Regions from separate parts of the Homo sapiens genome. Here region 2 is linked to region 1. Evidence: read pairs that join two places in POLR2A ChIA-PET (ENCODE). Cell type or tissue: OCI-LY7. All regions are shown on one strand. Links, peaks and the distances in the headings refer to the core of each region. The heading gives the core; the rest is flanking DNA.

The links. ChIA-PET counts read pairs that join two places held together with the same protein. Peaks named below come from ENCODE experiments on the same cell type or tissue, not always from the same donor. Only the 100,000 strongest peaks of a DNase experiment are listed, where the experiment ranks them.
Region 2: POLR2A ChIA-PET joins it to region 1 with 5 read pairs; 1 of 35 experiments calls an interaction of 5 or more read pairs at or near these places.

The regions. Positions count from the first base shown.
Region 1 is chr9:117,689,172-117,699,571 of GRCh38, reverse strand. No RefSeq gene overlaps it. Among named protein-coding and RNA genes, the nearest start is that of TLR4, 10 kb to the left of the region's middle. In OCI-LY7, for the core only: no CTCF peak of the experiment used is centred there; a DNase peak (open chromatin) is centred at 6,431; H3K4me3 peaks cover 906 bases; H3K27ac peaks cover 1,295 bases.
Region 2 is chr9:116,857,737-116,868,136 of GRCh38, reverse strand. ASTN2 (astrotactin 2) reads left to right here. Exons shown (of 23, transcript NM_001365068.1): 11 at 4,404-4,554. Among named protein-coding and RNA genes, the nearest start is that of TRIM32, 180 kb to the right of the region's middle. In OCI-LY7, for the core only: CTCF peaks have their summits at 7,193 and 7,409 (motif pointing right); a DNase peak (open chromatin) is centred at 7,436.

The sequences.
Region 1 (10,400 bases), core at 4,142-8,141:
TAGTTAAACAGAGAAAAACAGATTTATTTTCTAAGGACTCCTTAGAACATGTATTAGACTAATGTTTATTTTGCATCTATGAAAGGAGATAGAGTACTCAATGTTTCCCAACTTTTTGACCCATTCAACCCTCTTTTATCCTTGGACACCCATTACCAGTCCAGAATCCATTAATGTGCCATGGACCAATGCTCTTGTGGTATATAGTACAGAAAATGGTGCTTTTAAGCAAAGGCATAAAGGGTATTCTCTTGGCTCCAGGTGACTTAATTCCTGTCTCTATGGTGAGGTCTTCACATTAAGTACTGCCCTGTGCATCTCATTATTTTCCTCCCAAACACCCTGTACATTTCAGTATGTTCTTCACAAGTACAAGAGGTGAGTGAGTGCACCCTCACAGGTAATCAGCCTACATAGTGCCATCTCCTCCCCAGACCAAAATGTCTATGACCTTTCCTGTGTTATTTTTTAAATTACTTTGAATTTCTCATCTCTTTATTATCTGCCTCTACCAGTAGAATACAAACTCCATGAGAATGGAGGCCTGGTATGATGCTCACAGTTATTAAATGCATGGGTAGATACATAGTTAAGTAGTTGATGAATACATCTCTGAACAATATATCTGTATTTATTTTTAACATGTAGTGAGTATCTTAGAGTATTTGTCACCTTTGCATATTGAGCAATGTGACTATCTTACTAGAGGTCTATTGATTATTCTGGGGCTTCTCTTATACTTTTCTACATCCCTATATTACATTGAGATTCATGTACCCTAGTTCAAGCAACAGAGAAGGACAGAGTCATAGCAAGTGGATTTGAAAGGAAGTCTTGTTGCAGTAAACACTATGTTTTTTCCTGAGGTAGAAAAATCCTTTTTGTCTATTTATTCATGAATAAATAGGCAAAGGATGGTTCATTGCAGGCAAGAGGGTTTTCCCTCTTTGTTCTGACTCCCAGTTTGGCCAGTGAATCCAAGCTTATTCATTCATACCGTGGAAGAGCATGGTGTAATATAGAAAAGGTGTACTAGCCCATTCTCACACCTCAATGAAGAAATACCCAAGACTTGGTAGTTTATTTAAAAACAAAACAAAACAAAACAACAACAACAACAAAAAAGAGGTTTAATTGACTCACTGTTCTGCAAGGCTGGGGAGGCCTCAGGAAACTTACAATCATGGTGGAAGGGGAAGCAGACATGTCCTTCTTCACATGGTAGCAGGAAGGAGAGGTGCAAGCAGAGGAAATGCCTGGCACTTATAAAACCATCAGATCTCATGAGAACTCACTCACAATAATGAGAACAGCAGCATGGGGGTAACTGCCCCCATGATTCAATTACCTCCCACCAGGTCCCTCCCACGATATACGTGGCGATTATGGCAACTACAATTCAAGATGAGATTTGGGTTGGGGCACAGCCAAACCAAATCTGAAGGCTATACTTTAAAATATTTCATTATCCTTTTTACTTTCTGGCATCATCATTTTTTGTGGGTGTCACTAATTTTTAACATCATTGAGTTTCCTTAAACCATACAACAAAAATAACACTATGGCCTAATTAATAATATTATCTGAGGGGTAAATGAGATCTTGTGTGTGGATGTATTTGTAAATGTTACAACTTTACACAAATGTTGACCATAATTCATTCATTTATTTATACACCAAATATGTATGGATGGTTAACATTTTGCCAGGCACTGTTCTGGGCAGAAGACTACAACAGTGAAGAAAGCAGTCCCTCTCACTCAAGTTGAATGTATATTCTAATTAGTAGAGAGATGATAATAATTATAAATAAGTGCATTATATAGTAGGTCCGAAGATGTTAGGATCTATAGACAAAAATTTAAGAGAGTGAGGGGAATGAAGAGTGGTGTGTGGTATTGGAGTTTTATTTATTTATGTATTTATTTTCTCTCTATTTATTTATTTATCTCTTTATTTATGTGGGTTCATAGTAGGTGTATATACTTATGGGGTATATGAGATGTTTGATACAGGCATTCAATGTGAAATAAACACATCATGAACAATGGGGTATCTATCCCCTCAAGTCCTATTGTCTGAGTTACAAACAATCTAGTTACACTCAAATTATTTCAACATGTACAATTGAGCTATTATTGACTTTAGTCATCCTATTGTGCTATCAAATATAGGACAATCAGTGTGGGTCTTTTTGAGAAAGTGATATTTTGAGCCAATTCTGGAAGGAGTCCCTGGCTATGCAGATACTTTGGAGAGAAACACCCCAGTTAGAATAGTAGTTCTCAACTGGAAATGATTTTGCCCCAGGGGGCATGTTGCAATCTCTTGAGACATTTGTGTTTGTCGTAACTTGGGGGTTGGAGGTGTTGCTGCTGGTATCCACTGAGTAGAGGCCAGGGATGCTGCTAAACATCTCACTATGTGCTAGATCCAGGACAGTCCCCCAGCCTAAAATATCAGTAGTGCCAAGGTTGAGAAGCCCTGAGTTAGAAGGATAAGCCAGTCCAAAGATCCAGAGACAGGAAGTGCTAGAACCAACCAGTGTAGAGAGGCACACGTTGCCAGGTAGATTACTTAGGGCATTGTAGGACATTGTTAAGACTTTGCATCTTAGTGATACATGCCCAACGTCTCCAAGTAGGCATTTGTCACCTTTTCTTCAGTCCTCCCACAGCAACCATCTCTCATGTTCAAGAGGGATTATCTTTCTTTCCCACTAGGCTTTTAGCCCCCTTATGACAGAAGCCAAATCTAGTGCATCTCTGTACACCCTATGCCTATCACAGTGCCCAGTAATACCTAGGAGAAGTTTAATGCATGTTAGTTGTATCAGTGATTGTGAAGATAACTCCTGGTAATAGTCTCAATTGACTTGGGTCTTATTTCATATACAGGCTAATAAGATCCAAGTGAGGACAGATTGGATCTGTTACATTCAGAGTTGTAGCTAGTGTTTGTTTGTTATCAGTACATGATAAGTGCTCAATTAACATTAAATGAATGCAGGAATTAGTAGATTATATGTAATCAGCCATTTTTTTTGATGACTGGTCAATCACATTTCTCCTCTTTTTAGCAACTTCCACTGAGAAAAAGAAGGAAAAATCTAAAAGGAATTTATTCTGTCTTTTTCTAGAAGACAACCTGTGATGAAATACTTTGAGCTGGTATCTGACACAATCCTAGGCTAGACTTGCAAGTCACCTTATAACACATCACTGTGGACAGCACATGCTTGCGTAACCCAGAGGTGTATGACATGTGTTTTTGGAAGGAATGGGGTCAGGGCATGAGTAACTTACATTACTTGTCAAGTAGCTGGTTTATTCTACAATTACTCTTCTTTTCTTCTACCTTCCATTCTGGAGAAGTCTATGAATCTGGAAGTAATCGGACTGGGAAATGATGGACAAATATGCAAGTTGGGCAAATACACATGGAGCACAGAAAAGTATCTAGTGTGCAATTTCCTTGAGGTTCAAAAGATATATTCCAATCTATACATAGTCCAAAGAATGGTGCAGGATTCACAGCAACATCCCTAATAAAATTAACTTTTTTTTCATTGATCCTCGGGATGTCCTCAGCTTTATCCTTAGCTTTTGTGAGAGACCTCATGTGAGCTACTTCTTCTGCTACAGAATTGTGTTCCTCTCAGACTCTGCTCCTTACTTGCTGTCTCCCACCCCGACAGACTTTTGATCCTTAACTCTTCTTTTCCTTCTGAAGTATAGGCATTCTATTAGCCACAAACTTCAACATGAGTTGTTAGTTATTCTCTGCTTGGCTTGGTGTTGTTAATGGGTAGAAAGACAAAGAATCTACAAATTCTAAGGAGTAGTGGATGATGTTAAGAGGCTGCCTTGGTAGAATGACCACCAGGTGAGCAGAAAAATTAAAGTAAACTAAAAGATGGGGTGCTTACTGAAGGTGAAACTCTTCCACCAAAATTTTTGTATTTTATGCTGTATGAGTACCTGCCTCCTCTCTTTCTTTGAGTCAACATTTAAATTTTAAAAAAAGAAAAAGAAAAAACCCTCCTAGTGCCTTGGTATTAGAAGGTTGGAGCTCTAGTGAGAAGGAAGATACAGAGATAAAGATAAAAAATAAAAGGTTAGATGTGACATTATGGGAAGGAATTGCATTCAGGGTAACATAAAAGTATGTTGAGAGTACTAAACATAAATATGCTTCAATTTTGACTCTGCCCTTTTGATTTATGCCAAAGCAACCATATCTTTTTCCTTTAGCTCCTCTAGAGCTCAGACTAAATGTCCAGTGAATGCTTCCATAAACTAATATTCTCAATGACATGGCATGGAATAATAACTGAAATTCATGGACTCTGCATTAGATTGGAAATCTTGGCTTCTGGTACTTGCTCCATCACTTCCTAGCTGTGTGACTTCAAATAATCACTTAACTTTATAAGCTTTAGTTTCCTTCTCTGTACTAGTTGCAAGGAGAAAATGAGATTATATAGGCTAAGATTATGGTAATTTTAAGATGTGTTTAGTCTATGTTAATGCTTAATATAGACTTCTCATTACTCATGTAAAAGTAATTTTACATTACTCTCATTACTCATGTAAAAATAATATCCACCGTATCTTTCTGATCACAAACTATTTATTCTAGGTTGGTTTCTTAACATCCTACATCTTTTAGTCAGTTGGAGGTTTCCATGACAAGAAAATGCACAGCAAACAGCTGATAAAACTCCTGTTCCTTTGTATGTTGGAGTTTACTTTCAACACAACATAAATAAGTACATATCACCTTAAGCAGGGTTCCTGATATTGAGTATGGAAAGGGGTGGTGACCTAGGGCAGTAATCCCCAATCTTCTGGGCATCAGGGACCAGTTTCGTGGAAGACGAATTTTTTCCGTGTTGGTTTCAGGATGAAACTGTTCCACCTCAGATCATCAGACATTAGATTTTCATAAGGAGTGCAACACCTAGATCCCTCGCATGTACAGTTCACAATAGGGTTCACGCTTCTGTAAAATCTAACGCCACTGCTGATCTGACAGGAGGTGGAGCTCAGGCAATAATGCTCTCTTGCCCACCACTCACCTCCTGCTGCGTGGCTTGGTTCCTAACAGGCCACAGACTGGTACCAGTCTACGGCCCAGGTACTGGGGACCTCTGACTAAGGGTGTTTGGAAAAAACAAAAAACAAAATTTATCCTCCTTGTCTTCAGGCTCACCTCAAAGTCCATCTCCTCTATAGAGTCTTCCCGTTCCTTCTAAAAAGCATCATCTACTCCCAGTCTCACACACTCATGCATACCAAGTAAAAGTTATCTTGCTTTTCTTTAGAAATATGGTCCTGGGTCTTATGCATACTCTTCTGTATTGAAGGGCATTTTATCACAGCTCATATTCCCCCCAAATCAGGAATTCCCTCAGGATATGAACTTTGCCTTGCACATATATGTAATCTACATAGCATGTCACCTTGTAGTAAAAATAGACTAAAGGAAGGAAGAATGAAAGGAAGGAAGGAAGGAATAAAGAATGGAACGAAAGAAGAGAGAGAAAGGAAGGGAGGAAGAGACTAAAATGAATGAATGAATTTGATAGCAGGATACATTTTGAAATGTAAATATTGGGAAACTATATATAACACAACTTCCCCAAACAAAATAAAATGATTTGACCCTATAATAAAGTACAATGTGAAGCACAAGAATGATGCAACTAGAAGAAAAATAAATCCTCATTCTCTAGGAGCTTAAGTGAACACTCTCCCCATTTTCTTCTTCTGAGGTGATCTGGACGCCATTATCAAGGCTGCACAGTGAAGCCCATAGGCCCAGCTGCCTTGGAGCTTCCCAATAGGCATTTGTGTCATTTCCACCAATCACAAACATTCGCTTTGTCCCAGCCCAACTGAGGAGCACATGCCAGGGGACTGGCCATTCTAAAATCTCCCTTCTGTTCTCGAAAAGTGGTTTCCACAGAGGTAGTTTATTCGTATCCAAATCCCTCACCTTTAAATGTGCTGAAAAGTGAGTTTGAAATTAGACTCAGAGCCATATGGCAAAGCTGAGGGCAACATATGGTTGCAGAATGCTCAATGCTGATCTATAGAATCTTTATGTGTGACTTCCATCTCTCTTTACACAGGAGGCAATGGTAAGATTGGAATTCTGTATTTTGAACTGCCCTGTCCTTCATGTGGGAAAATGAAACTCATAATTCAGCATTCCTGATCAACTTATTTTAGGTTTTTTGGTCATGGTGGGTGTGGGGTGCAAAGGAATATCTGTACTCCTACTTATGATCAACAGTATGTAAACTGTTAAAAGATTCAGTCTGTGAACTGGAAGTATAATGTGTCCAATAAAAATGTGAGTTTATGTCAGCTGGACTAGGTCTCCCCTACAGATTTCAGTCATGCCCCTGTGAACTGCAGGTGCAGACAAATCAGCCCCATGCAAACAGGGAGCATACTGTGCTACGGGTAACACAATGAGATGATAAGGAGAGAGATGGGTTCTGCGGTCAAAACATGAAAACTGACTTTATTAACAAGCTGAAAAGTCTGAAGAGAAGGGCATTATAAAAGAAAAGTGGTAAATCATGTATAAGAAATCAAAGAGAAAAAAAACAGATGCACAGGGAAGTAGACAATTGAGAACATAGCTCTGAAAATGCTAGTCCACAGCATGTCCTGCCCACCTCACTCCACTATCAATATCACCATTACTGCAAAGACAAAGAATAATATCATTATTAAGTCAGATGCCAGGAAACTTGGCTGGGTCAATTGGTACGGGTTTGACCATGTTCTACCATTATATGGAATCAAATTGCCAAGAACGGAAGCTCTTCTTGCCATGAGGCTAAAGAAATCACTTTAAAAAATGTGAAAACTAAAACCTGGATATACACATGCACTTTTTCATATAGCTAAATCCAGTAAAGCTGGAATTCAAACTCAGTTTTTAAAAAAAATTCCAGTTTTATCATTACACTGTACCATCAGACAAATCAACAAATAATTAAGCAATGGGGAAACCTTTAATGGGGAAAGCCATCACAAAATACCCTAGGAAAGGACACACACGGAGAGAAAACGGTCTAAGACATCTGAAATACAGCAAATCAATGTGATTCTTATCATTATAACTATTGCCAACATTGAGGTCCAGTGCTTATATAAGTCAGGGAGTCACTTTGATAATGATATATCACTAAACTGTCACTGATGTCCTAAACAGCTATTGAAATTTACAACTTACTAACTTAAAGTGTACAATTCAATGGTGTTTATTATATTCATTCATATGTTCAACTATAACCACAGCCACCTTTAAAGCATTTTCATCACCATAAAAAGATACCCCTAACCCTTTAACTCTCACTCACTTCCACTGTGATAATGGAAGGATCTCATTATCACAGCCCTAAGCAAACATTAATCTACTTTCTTTCTATATAAATTTGCCTATTCTGTATATTTTACATAGATAGAATCATATAATGTGTGGCATTTTGTGACTGGCTTCTTTATGTGGCATAATATTTTTAAGGTTCATCTGTGTTATATTAATAGTATGCATAAGTTACTTCATTCTTTTTTACAGCTGAATAATATTTCACTATATGCATATACTAGAGTTTATTTATCCTTTCACTAAGTGATGAATATTTGATTTCTTTTCACCTTTTGGCTATTATGAACAATACCGATACAACATTTGTGAATACGTTTTCGTGTGGGCATGTTTTCATTTGTCTTGGATATACACCTAGGAGTGGAACTGCAGAGTAATATTGTAACTCTGTTTAATCACTTGAGAAACTTTTAGACTGTCTTCCAAAGTGACTGCCCTATTTTACACTACTAGCAGCAATGTATCAAGGTTCCAACTTCTGCAACCTCATCAATGCTTGCTATTGTCTGTTTATATCTATTGTACTGGATATAAAGTGGTATCTCATTGTTTTGATTTTCATTTTCCTGATGACTAATGATGCCAGGAATCTTTGCAAGTTTTTATTGGCCATTTGTATATTTTCTTTGGATAAATGTCCATTCAATTTCACTGTCCATTTTCTAATTGAGTTATTTGTTGTTTTATTATCAAGTTAGAAGTATTCTATATATATTCTGGATACTCATTTCTTATGAGATATATGATTTGTGAATATTTTATCCCATTCTGTGAGTTGTCTTCACTATTTTGATTGTGTCCTCTGAAACAAATGCTTTTAACTTTTGATTTCCAAATTATCTCTTGTTTCTCTTGTTGTTCTTGATATAATGCTTTTGGAATTTTATCTAAGAATCCATCACTAAATCTGAGGTAACAAGGATTTATCACTATGTTTTCTTATAAAAGTTTTCTAGCCATAGATCCTACATTTAGATCTTTCATTCATTTTGAGTTAATTTTTGCACATAGTGTGGTGTAAGAAATCATTTTGCATGTGACTATCGAGTTTCCCAGCATCATTTGTGAAAAGACTATTGCTTTCCTACTGAATGATATTGGCACCCTGGCTGAAAAGCAGTTGACCATAGACACATAGACTTATCTCTGAACTCTCAATTTTGTAATATTTATCTACTTGTCTACCCTTATGCCAATACCACACTGTCTTGATTACTTTTGCTTTGCAGTAAGTTTTGAATTCTAGAAATGTCAGCTATTCAAATATATTCTTCTTTTTCAGGTTGTTTTGGGTCTCCTAAGTCTCTTGAAATCCCATGTGAATTTTAGAATTAGTTTGTTAATTTCTACAAAGAAGCCAGCTAGAATTTTGATAGGTATTGCATTGAACCTGTAGATTGATTTGGGAAATCTTATGATTTTAACAATTTTACGTCTTACAATCCATGAACATAAGGTATTTTCTATTCATTTAGATGTTCTTTAATTTCTTTCAATGATATTTTACAGTTTTCAGAGTATAAGTTTTGTACTTATACTTTTAAAATGTATACTTATTAATATATACTTATACTTTATATTTTATTAAATTTATTATTTTTATAAAATTATAAATTGTTTTCTTAATTTCATTTTCAGACTGTTCAAGTATATAGAAATGCAATTGATTTTTATGTATAATCTTAAATTCTGCAACTCTGCTGACTCATTTACTAGTTTTAATAGTTTTTAGTGCATTCCTTAGGATCTTCTAAACATGAGATGCTATCAATTATAAATAGAGATGTCTTGACTTTATTTTTTTCAACCTGGATGTTTTTATTTCTTTTTCTTTCCCAATTATTCTGGCTAGAACCGCCAGTACAATATTGAATAGAAGTTCTAAGAACAGACATCTTTGTGTTGTTCTTGCTTATAGGGGAAAACTACTCTGTCTTTCATCATTCAATATGTTGTTGGCTGTGAGTTTCTTATAGATGACCTTTGTCAGCTAAGATAATAAATGAGAACAAGTATGTAACTATTGCTTTTGTTACAAAAACCTTCTCTTTCAATTTTTCTAGTTCTCATCACTTGTATCTGAGCTTTAGAGTTCTCATCTGGAGTCCTATACCACATTTCCTTAGCCCTGTACCACTTTCCTCCCATCTTCTACCTTCGTGCTCTTATTATCAGATATATTACATTTCTGCATATTATAGGCCCAAAATGCATTATATGCATGTTATTTTATAAAATTCCTTTTTAAGTCACTTAAGAAAAAAGAAGAAAAAAAGCTATGCATTTTTACTGGTTTTTATATTTACATAATTACCTTTTGGTGCTCTTATGTGAACTCAAATTACTGTCCGGAGTCACTTTTCAGTAGAAGAGCATCCTTTACTTACTTCCTTTCTTGTAAGTTAGGTCTGCTAATAAAAAATAAATTCTTTCAGTTTTTGTTTACTGGAAATGTCTGTATTTCCCTTTCATTTCTAAAAGATGGCTCTGTTGAATTTATGATTCTTTTTTAAAGTATTTAAATTTGGGCATTTTTATTTTTTAAGTTTTATTTTTAATTGACAATAATAATTAGATATTTGTAGGGTATGATGTGATGTTTCAATACATGTATACCTTACGGCATGATCAAATCAGGTTAATTAACATATCCATTACCTCATATATTTATTATTTTTTGTGGTAAGAACATTTAAAATCCTCTCTTTCAGCCATTTTGAAATATATCATACATTAGCTATAGTCATCATGCTGTGCAATAGATCAACAGAACATATTTCTCTTGTTTAACTGAAATTTTGTATCTTTTGACCTTTTTTTGTCTACTCCCACTCAGCCTCTAGTACCCAGCATTCTACTTTCTAATTCTATAAATTTGGCTTTTTTAGATCCTGCATATAAGTGAGATTGTACAGTATTTGTTGCTCTTTGTCTTTTTTCACTTACTATAATGTCCTCTAGGTTCATCGATGTTGCAGCCCATGGCATAA
Region 2 (10,400 bases), core at 3,568-7,567, 830 kb after region 1:
TTTGGTGATTGCTGGCAAAGCTGGGATTCTCACACTGGTATCCTGATACCCCAGGGCAGTGTCTCAGTCCAGCCTGCCTCCGCCCCCAGTGCTCTTCCATTCATCTCTTTGCTGCCTCCCACTCCCCGCCCCAAGATTGGGGCAGCTCTAAGATCCCACAGACCCTAAACCCTGGGCTCCGCAAGTGAGATGAAGGATTGAGCCCCCGAGTTAAGAAAACGCCAGTGTCTGCTTTGAGTTAAGAAAACGCCAGTGTCTGCTTTAAGCTTTTTTTTCCTGTCTTGCGCTCAGATTCTTCATTCCCTAGCCTGACACAATCACTTCTCTTGACTTAGTAACGGCCCCTGTGTCAGGTCTTTGTGTTTTAAGTAATGTTCCCCTCATGTAACTGATGTTTATGCAGAATCAATCCTTTTAAAAGTGGACAGCTTTTGTATTTTTATAGCTTGAACTGTCTCTAGCTTCCAGAGAAAGGTGACATGTTTTTGCTTGTTTTTCACTTCCCTTTCCTTGTTTCTTTGTTGTTGTCTGTCTCTGCTCTCCATGGCTCTGTGTTTTCTTTCCTTTTTTTTTTTTTTTTTTTTTTTGAGACAGAGTCTCGCTCTGTCGCCCAGGCTGGAGTGCAGTGGCGCGATCTTGGCTCACTGCAAGCTCCGCCTCCCGGGTTCACGCCATTATCCTGCCTCAGCCTCCCAAGTAGCTGGGACTACAGGCACCCGCCACCACGCCCAGCTAATTTTTTGTATTTTTAGTAGAGATGGGTGTGTTTTCTTTCTTACTCAGTGTCTTTCTCTTCCCTTTCATTCTGTCTTTCTGCATTTGTCTCCTCCTGCTCTCTTTTCTCACTCTCCCTCCCACCTTCTCTCCCTCTCCTCGGCACACTTACACATTTGTTCTGTTTACCTTGAGTATGCCTCCTCTTTTCATCTGTTTCTTATGCCTCTGTTTCTCTCTTTGCTTTCTTTTTCCAATTCTATCTTTTCATTTTTATCTTTTCACATCCTTTCTCTCCTCTATTTGCCTTTCTTTTCCTGTCTGTCTCTATGACCTGTGTCCCTCTATAACTCTCTGTCTCTCTGTCTGTCCATCTATACCTTTTAGATCCCTTTATCTGTTTCCAGGTGGCTATATGTGTTTCTGCCTCTCTGTGTCTCTTCTTTCCTTCTCAGCAGTTTCTCTACCTGTTTATCTCTTGTTCTCTCACTTTCTCAGGTCCCTCTGTCTTTTTTTTTTTTTTTTTTTTTGAGACGGAGTCTCGCTGTGTCACCTAGGCTAGAGTGCCGTGGCACGATCTCGGCTCACTGCAACCTCTGCCTCCTGGGTTCAAGCAATTCTCCTGCCTCAGCCTCCCGAGTAACTGGGATTACAGGAGCATGCCCCACACCTGGCTACTATATTGTTAGTAGAGACGAGGTTTCACCATGTTAGCCAGGATAGTCCTCATCTCCTGACCTAGCCCATCTAGGCCTCCCAAAGTGCTGGGATTACAGGTGTGAGCCACCACGCCCAGCCTGGTCCCTCTGCCTTATCTCCTCCTCTTACTTTCTGTTTCTTCTTCTCCCTTCTAGGGTATTAATATTTTAATAGGCTTAATGTCTTCCCAGGATCCTCAACTCTCTTCATGATTCAAAAGTGGCAAGTCTCCCCAGAGCTTCATTTCAGGAACTATTAATTCTTTCCTCCCATAAACCTGTCACCTCACTCCCTACAAAGTTAGGAAGCAAGGGATAATCCTGTAGCACCTCACCCTTCTCCTTTGTCCCTGTGCTGCATCCCTGAACACAAAGGATTTGGAATGGGGACCCAGAGTTGGGGAGACAGAGAGGAGTGCCCTGCTGAGGAGGTTCTTAGTAAAAGTACTCATTGGTGAAGACTGCGTCTAAGCCTTTGGGTGTTTTCTGTGTTTCATTTGAAAATGTTTACCTAGCACACTTTCCTTCCAGACTGTGCTGGGGACTAAAGAGAAATGAATAAATCTTGAGCCTTTTCCTTTAAAAGCTTATAGTCTCTCTGGGAGACTGTGAAGCTGATAATTAAGATCAATAAGTTAAAAGATTTAGCCACTATGCTCACAGGGAAAAGGAATTAATTCTAGTAGGGGGAATTAACAGAGAAGGTTTCACAAAGGCGGTAACATAAAGCTACTGTGGAGATTGGGAGTCAGGATCTTGCCTGATGTCACTGCTGTATCCCCAGCACCTAGCATTGTGCCTGGTATATGGTAAACACTCAGTAAGCTTGTACAATGAATAAATGAATGAATGAATGAATATGAAGAGTTTTCAAAGATTCTTAGGATTTCTTCACGTAAGCATTTGGAAATGGGCATCCCAGGCAGAAGGAAGAGCATGATTTGGGATTGAGAGAGGTGCCTGCAGGTACCACACACAGATCCCCTCTTCAGGGCCAGCCCACCCACCCACCAGCTGTGGCTGTCAGTGACTAGGCATTGCCTTCAGCCTCAGGGAACTGGTTTATCCTAGTATATCCCATTCCAGACAGCAGCCCCACCAATGACTGGCTACTGTGGGGATGCAAAGGCCTGGATTCCTTGCTTTAATTCAGGACATCCATAAAGGGCCTTCTCAGCTCCAGAGCTCCCTGCAGGAACAACTGATACTTTAGACCCGCACTGTAGATCAGTCTCTCTCTTTACCAAATCCTGCCTTCTTCGCTTGCCTTTTTTTTTTTTTTTTTTTTTTTTTTTTTTTTTGAGACAGTGTTTTGATCATGGCTCACTGTAGCTCAAGAGATCCTCTCACCTCAGCCTCCCGAGTAGCTGGGACCACAGGCAGGCTCCTCTAAACCCTGGTAATTTAAAAAATGTTTGTAGAGACAGGGTTTTGCCTCATTTTCTAAGCTGGTCTTGAACTCCTGGGCTCAATCAAGCCTCCTTCCTAGGCCTCCCAAAGTGCTGAGATTACAAGCATGAGCCACTATGCCCAGCCCTTCCTCACCATCTTTAGATGCATCTCCCAAGAGGGCTTGGCAATAAACCTCCTGCATGTAACTTTCCAGTTTAGAACCTGTTTTCAGAGATTCTGTGTTCAGGGAATGAGACGAGGCCTGTGCCTAGTGGATAGAGATGTGAGGAGAGGGTAAATGTGGCTGGACAGGTAACTGGGGGCAAGATTATGAAGTCCGAATGCCAGAGAAGCTAATTTATATTTCTTCTCTAAGTACTGGGAAGCTATTGATCAGAGGAGTATCTAATTAGAGCTGGGATTTACCAAGTTCACTGACAGTCAGTATGAAAGATGGGACAGAAGGGATAAGACTGGAGGCAGGAAATGAATTAGGAGTTTCAAACCTGGTCCAAGCCTGAGGTGGAGAAGAATGGGAGAAGGTATGCAAGATGGTGCAGAGACACCCCCTCTAGTGTTTGCTAGCCTCTTCCTGCTTCATGTGTGGCTGCAGGCATTTCCCTTGCTTCACAGCTCTGGGCCTCATGAGGCACAGACCAGGGAAGGATATGTGCCGCTTCTCACTGCCCATGGTGCTTCTTTAAAATCTCCTGTAAGTATGGGAATCATATACCCCAGAGCAAATGTATCTCTTATTTCGGGCCCTTTCTGCAGAAGACAGCATCAGAGGCTCCCATCTGTATCCTCCATTGTAGAGAATTCCATCTCATAAAATGTTGGCAGATCCATGGATTATGGTATCAAGTCTAGTCTTATCTTTTGAGAACCTCATTTGGGAGGAATCACGTATTTCCCTGGAATCCCATGACCTTTCCAACAACTGTTGCTGATAGTCTTGATGGAGTGACTTATACACAATAGTCTGAAAAATAAGGATCTAGGGCCCTGGAGGGTCAGACTCCTGCGTTTGTGTCTTGGCTCTGCTATTTATAGACTGTGGGATTTGGAGTCAGTCCCACAATCTTTCATGGTTTCAATTTTATATTCACAAAGTTGGAATAATAGGGATGTGCCCAATTGCAGAGTTGCTATAGGGAGCTCTGAAATCTGTAGAAACAGGTAGGATGCAAGCTAAGAGTTAGGCAGTGAGAAGAGCCTTCTCTTTGGACTCAGCTGGAAGTTAATACAAACTTCACTTCGGTCACATTGTAAGCTGCTGGCCTTCAGCAAGATACTTCACCTTGCTAAGCCTAGTTCCCTTACGGTAAAGTGCACATCTCATGACTACCTCCAAGAATCATAAGTATTAATAAAATAAAGAGTATAGAGTTCTAGGTCCATTTCTCTGTATCACAACTTGACAAGCACCGTGTCATATGATGGTATACCTGTTGTTGTTTCCTTTTTATAATATTGATTATTATTGTTTTCCTGATTATAAGTAAGTTATGGTTTCAAATGTAATGAATTCACATTATTATTTTTTTAATCTAAGGATCCAAATGTCTCTGGGGTTTAACCATCCCCTTTCTCTCCAAGGGAAGAAGCGATGCTGTCCACATACTTTGAAACCATCAATGACCTGCTGTCTTCCTTCGGGCCAGTTCGTGACTGCTCTCGGAACAATGGGGGCTGCACTCGCAACTTCAAGTGTGTGTCTGACCGGCAGGTGGATTCCTCGGGATGTGTGGTAAGTGCCCATTGGCCCGGGAACATGGCAGTGGCCCAGGGGCTAAGGCCACCTGCTAGAAGCCCTGCCCTGCGAGGGAACGCTGGTAAGGAGGATCATATCCACACTACCCTTATCTGCCTCTGCGGCCTTCAGTATGCCAGCCTACCTTGGTTTCCTCACCTGTAAAGTGAGATCATTAAACCTACCTCTTGGAATTGTTGGAAGAATGAAACAAGATATTATAACTTAAGTGCCCACCACACAATAGGTCTTAGAGAACTTCTGACCTTCAGAAGCTTACAGTCCATTTGAGAGTAAGACAGGGCATGCCTTACCTCTGTGAATACAATAGTAGGCGGGATGTCAATGAGGTGTAACTAGTATGGACAGGTGCTTTGGTGTGGTCCGGAAGAGAAAGTTTCAGCTGGGACCTCAGTTTCGTAGAAGGCTTCCTTGGGACGTTGGCTTTTGGCTTTGGCTTTGGCTTCAAAAGATGAGTCAACTTACATTAGGGAAAGAGCGGAGACAGCCAAGCAAAGACATGAAGGAAGGGAGAGGCAGCCTTGTTTGCTTGGAATTTTAGTATCTAGCGTGGGACAAGGTCACACAAGAAGATGCGGGAGGGTTCCTGTTGCTTTAGAAGGGTGTGCCAAAACTGATGGTTTTATAAGAATGACCTAAGATACAGGGTTCTACCTCTAGAAGCTTTTATTCTAGAGAGGAGATTAGGTCCCGGGAGCCTGACTTTTTAACGTGTATGTGTGTGTGTGTGTGTGTGTGTGTGTGTGTGTGTATTTGTGTGTGTTGGGGTATCTTGAAAATACACTTGGGAAACATTGCCACATAGGCTAAACTCAGCCTGGCATTCAATGCTCTTCTTTCTGTGGTCCCTTTTCAGTTTCTCCAGCCACATCTCTTATCGCTTCATTTCAATCTACACTACAGCCTAATGGAGCTGATTAGATGGAGTTCTATGAACTTGCCTGCATGTTTCATGCCTCAGAACCTTTTCTTGTACCTTCTCTCTGCCTAGAAAGAATTGCTTTCGAAGTCTATGAAGCAAACAAGTGAACATCTTTCCAGAGACATCTCCTTTATGAAGCCTTTTCCCTCCCCGCAGGTGACCCTCTTTTCCATACAGTATCTTTACTGTATGCTGTACTTAGCTTTATTAAGTCACCTGTGACACGTTATAGCACAGACTGGTTTTTCAGTTTATGTTTCTTAAAAAACTGAGGGAGAACCCAGGGAATCTGTTGATTCGGCTCAACACCCCAGAAGTACCCATCTCAGTAAATAAAGAAAAAAGAAAGAAGAAGGGAAGGATAGAACCAGGGATAGGAATCCTGCTCTGGACTAGGCTCTCTGAACAAGACCCAAGGGAGACAGAACACACACTTGGCCCTTAGTGCAGCTACACACCAGCTGAGAAACAGACAAAGGTCAGGAGATCAATACGAAGAAGCTTCTAGAATGAAATAATGCAATGAAACTATATCTGAGACTCAAAGATTAATAGCTCTTCAGATGTGAATGGGCAATTAGAAATTTTAGTGATTAGAATTCTCAGGATTACAAGTGATAGAAACTAAACTCAAACTAGTATAGGCAAAAAAAAAAAAAAAAAGAAGAAGGAAATGCATTGGCTTAAGTGGAAGTCTGGAGAAAATTGGATTGAAGGACTCAAGCAATGTCATTGGAATCCCCCTCCTTATCTTAGCTCTGCTTTCCTTAGCACTGTGCCATTCTTGGGCCAGCTGCAGGCTGGATGCAAGTCCTACAGGACAAAAACACTTCTTTCCTAGTACCTCCAACTACTGTCACCAGATTCCTTCTCATTGTGCCAACTTGGTTCTCATGCCCATTTATCCCTGCACCAATTGCTGGTCAGGGGGATTAACTGGGCTCATCCCAGAGACAGCCATGCTTGGAGCTTGCACCAGGAGGCAGCTACACCTGAAATGCATGGCCCTGAGATGGGGGAAGGCATAGACTCTCAAGAAAAACTGGGGTGCTGGCAACAGGAGTTGTAGATGCTAGATTGATATACATCAACAGCTGTCTGCCTCAGACCATTGAAACCTAACCCTTCATATAGCACATTGGAAAAGTGCTAGTTGGGGAGAGGAGGATTTGCTGAAGTCTGAAACCCAGCCAGTGGACAAACAGCTCAAAAGGATGTTCTGTGTTGTGTCCAGAATGTAAGGCTGACCTTTTTCAAAGGATTAAGTTGTCTGCCTCTTTCCTCTTTTCCATTAGTTCTCTTTTCTCAAATTAATTAAGCTCCTTCTCTTTTAGGATAGATATCCCATAGGAATGAAACCTCAAATACAGAGGAGTGTGTGTGTGTGTGTGTGTGTGTGTGTGTGTGTGTGTGTGTGTGTGTAGCTTGGGCTTGTCTCTCTTTGTCTTTTATTCATATAAACTGGAAAAATTAAAAGAGAGAGAAAGAGAAAGAACATTCATTCCCTAGGGGATAAGAGAAGATTCAACGGTCTGATGAAGTTGTCAAAGACCCTCCTCTCTAGATTGAGGATGTAATTTTAAAACCACTACTTCAAGGTTCAATGGATGTAAGGCAAGCTCCTCTCTGTGCTTCAGAATAGACAGGGAAATACCACGTTTATGCTGAGATTTTAAATCCCTTTCATTTCTCTGTAGACTCTCCATCATGTCTGTAAAGAGAAACTTCTTCTCATAGCTCACCTTCTAAGACATTCCTTCAGGTATTACATGATAATTCCTTATATTTTTAGAATACTTTAGCATTCTCAAAGCATGTCTACAAGCTAAGAGCTCATCCTCACAACAAACCTGGGCAGTAGATTCCCTCAGGAATGTGGAAACAGGCTCAGGAAGCAGAGTGACTTTCCAAGGTCTTACCACCAGGTGGCAGGGTGGAGGACCAAGACCATGTCTCACTATCAGTCCTTCTGCCAGGGCCACTTTGGCTTGCTTTCCCACACTGGGAGCTGAGATGAGTTCTCGTTGAAGAATCATGGAAAGGAGGCTGGGCTGAGTGAATTGGGCTAAAGCCTGGATTTAGGCATTAGAATGACCATAGCTTTGGAGTCTATGTTGACTTCATTAGCATCAGTTTCTTAATCTTTCAAAAGGAAGCAACAGTACTTACAGATTTTTCTAAAAACAAAAACAAAAAACTGAAAGAGCTCAAAGAATATAACTGGCAATGATTTGGGATTTACAAAGTACCATTTATGAGTGAGATAAGGAGACCACATTACTGATATTTGTATGTAGTGGATATATTTGGGGCCACACAAATTTAGGAGCACAGCGTATCTAATGTTCTATTACGTTTCTGTAACTGAATTTCATTTCATTTCTGTTCCATTGTTAGTGGAAACTTAACTCTAGTCAATTTCAGTTTTTTTTCTGCCTCCCACCTCTTAACTGAACATTTTAGCTCAAAGGGCCAATGTACCTGTAAGGCCTAGGAGCTAAGGGCATGTTTGATGCTGGGCCATCACTTTTTAATCTGGTACCTGCTGCATCACTTGGCCCTTGTCCATCACTCTCCTTCCTCTCCATTCCCACCTGACTCACAGGTGTGTAGTACAGCTGCTGCCTCATCCACTTTATTCCACCACAAGGTCATTTAAGGCCAGCTGGCTCTGTGCGTCAGCTAGTTTTTCCAGCCTCCAGAGGGCCTGAGAAATGTCCAACAGTTCCACCTGGAGGATCTGAGGAAAGCTGTCTAGAGCTCTTTTGATCTAGACATGCCAGGAAAGGATCTGTAGTTGGCTGTTTTCACAGTGGGGAGGATCACTCACCATGCTTGCTGTCAACCTGTGCTATATAGCAAGTGACGCCCAGAACCCCTTTGCCTTCATAGCCCTCAAACCCACCTGATATTCTGCACCCCCTCATCCCCTTCATACACTCATGGGCGTAGCCTGGTAAGGATAGAGGATGGGACCCCTTTTAGAACACTCATTAGCATTTTCTAGATTACTTTGTTTGACTTCCAACATTCCTGTCTTCCACCAGCTCAGATGACCTTTACTTCTTTGTGGATACAAGGGAAGGTAATTCTCTAACAGATCACAGATGCTTCTATTGCTTTATTATTGTCATTATAATGATGATTATTATTTTACCTTCTAAAATAGCTCTACCTTCTAGACCTCAACTTTTGAAACACAAGATTTAAAAAATCTGACATATTTTTGCTCAGCTTTCTGGTTCTGCTGTGGTAACCTTCCCTTTGGATAATATGTTTCTCATATAGGTAATTGGCCAATTGGAGGATGGCCATAAGATGTGTAGTAGGCAAAATAATGGCCCCTGCAAAGATGTCCACATCCTAATTCCCAGAACCTGTGACTGGTATGTTACCTTTCATGACAGAACCAGGATTTAAATTTGCGTAAGGAATTAAGATGACTAATTAGCTGACCTTAAAAGAGCGAGAATATCTTGAATTATCAGAGTGTGCTCAGGAAAGCAGAGGAGTGGGGTAGAGAGAGGCAGCGTTGCCAGCTGTGAAGTTGGAGGAAGAGAGTTACATGCTAAGGAAGAGAAGTGGTGTTTAGAAGCTGGAAAAGCAAAGAGAAAGACTTACCTCTGGAACCTCCAGAAAGGAATGCAACCCTGCCAACACCTAAATTTTAGCCCATTGAGACCCAAGTTAGACTTTTAAATTGTAGAACTGTGAGATAATAAATTTGCGTTACTTTAAACCACCAATTGCATAGTAATTTGCTACAATAGCAATAAAATACTGATAACAGGTAAAAGATCATATGAGGAGGGTGATACAGTAAATAATATATAAATAATTATGCTATTATTTTTGTTTTCAGTTATTTCCAAGGAGACCATATCCCTTGACCAGTGATAGAGGAAGTAACAGTGAATGAAACATCAGAAAAGAGAGGGAGCCTGTGTTCCCCTTCAGTGTTCCAAGAGTGAAAAATTGTTGTATATTAGAAATGTTATAAATCTGACAAACATAATGATGTCAGCAAGGCACAGTTTGAAATGTAAGCTATGGGTCCATTTATTCTGTGTGGCAGTATAAACACTGCAAAATTTTAATCAAGATAGAGAATAAAAACAAAGAAAACTGTAAGCACTTAATCACAGCATCGTATGGAGGACACTTCCACCACCATCTCTAAGTAACTGCTGCCCCCTGACGCACTTCACTAATGCCATTCTTTTATGTTTTTCTGGTTTTCCCAGCACAGGAAGCCTTTTGATTAACCCAACACCAGACAATCTGGTAAACACAATGCGTCCTCCTTAACCCTTTTTGAAGTATCAGTTCATAGCTCACTTTCCTGGTTCCAGCTTTCTATTGTTTTATAACAAACTACCCCAAAACTCAGTAGCTTCACACACTCTTGTTTTGTCTATAGATTTGTGAATCAGGACTATGTGGAGGGTGCAGCTGGTTTGTCTCTGATCAAAGACAGATGGGGCATCTGGGACTGGGGAGTCATTTGCAGAAGGGTTCCTTTATTACCTGTCTGGGGCTAGGACTGGCACCATTGGTGGTTGACACTGGCTATGCTGGACCTGAGCTGGGGCTGTCAACTGGATAGAGGATTTTTTCTTGGGCTCCCCATTTGGCTTGGGCTTCTCACATCATGGAACCTGGGCTTACCAAGGGACCATCCCAAGATCCAGCGTTCTAAGTGCCTAGGCAGAAGCTGCAAGGCTTCTTAGTCCCCAGCCTCAGAAGTCTCAGAACATCATTTCTACCACATTCTATTGGTCAAGCAGGTCAATAAGGTCAGCCCAGATTCAAGGGGGAAAGAGCTAGATTTCACCTGTCAATGCGAAGAGTAGCAAAGAATGTGTGATCATCTTTAATCTACCCATTTACCCATTGCATG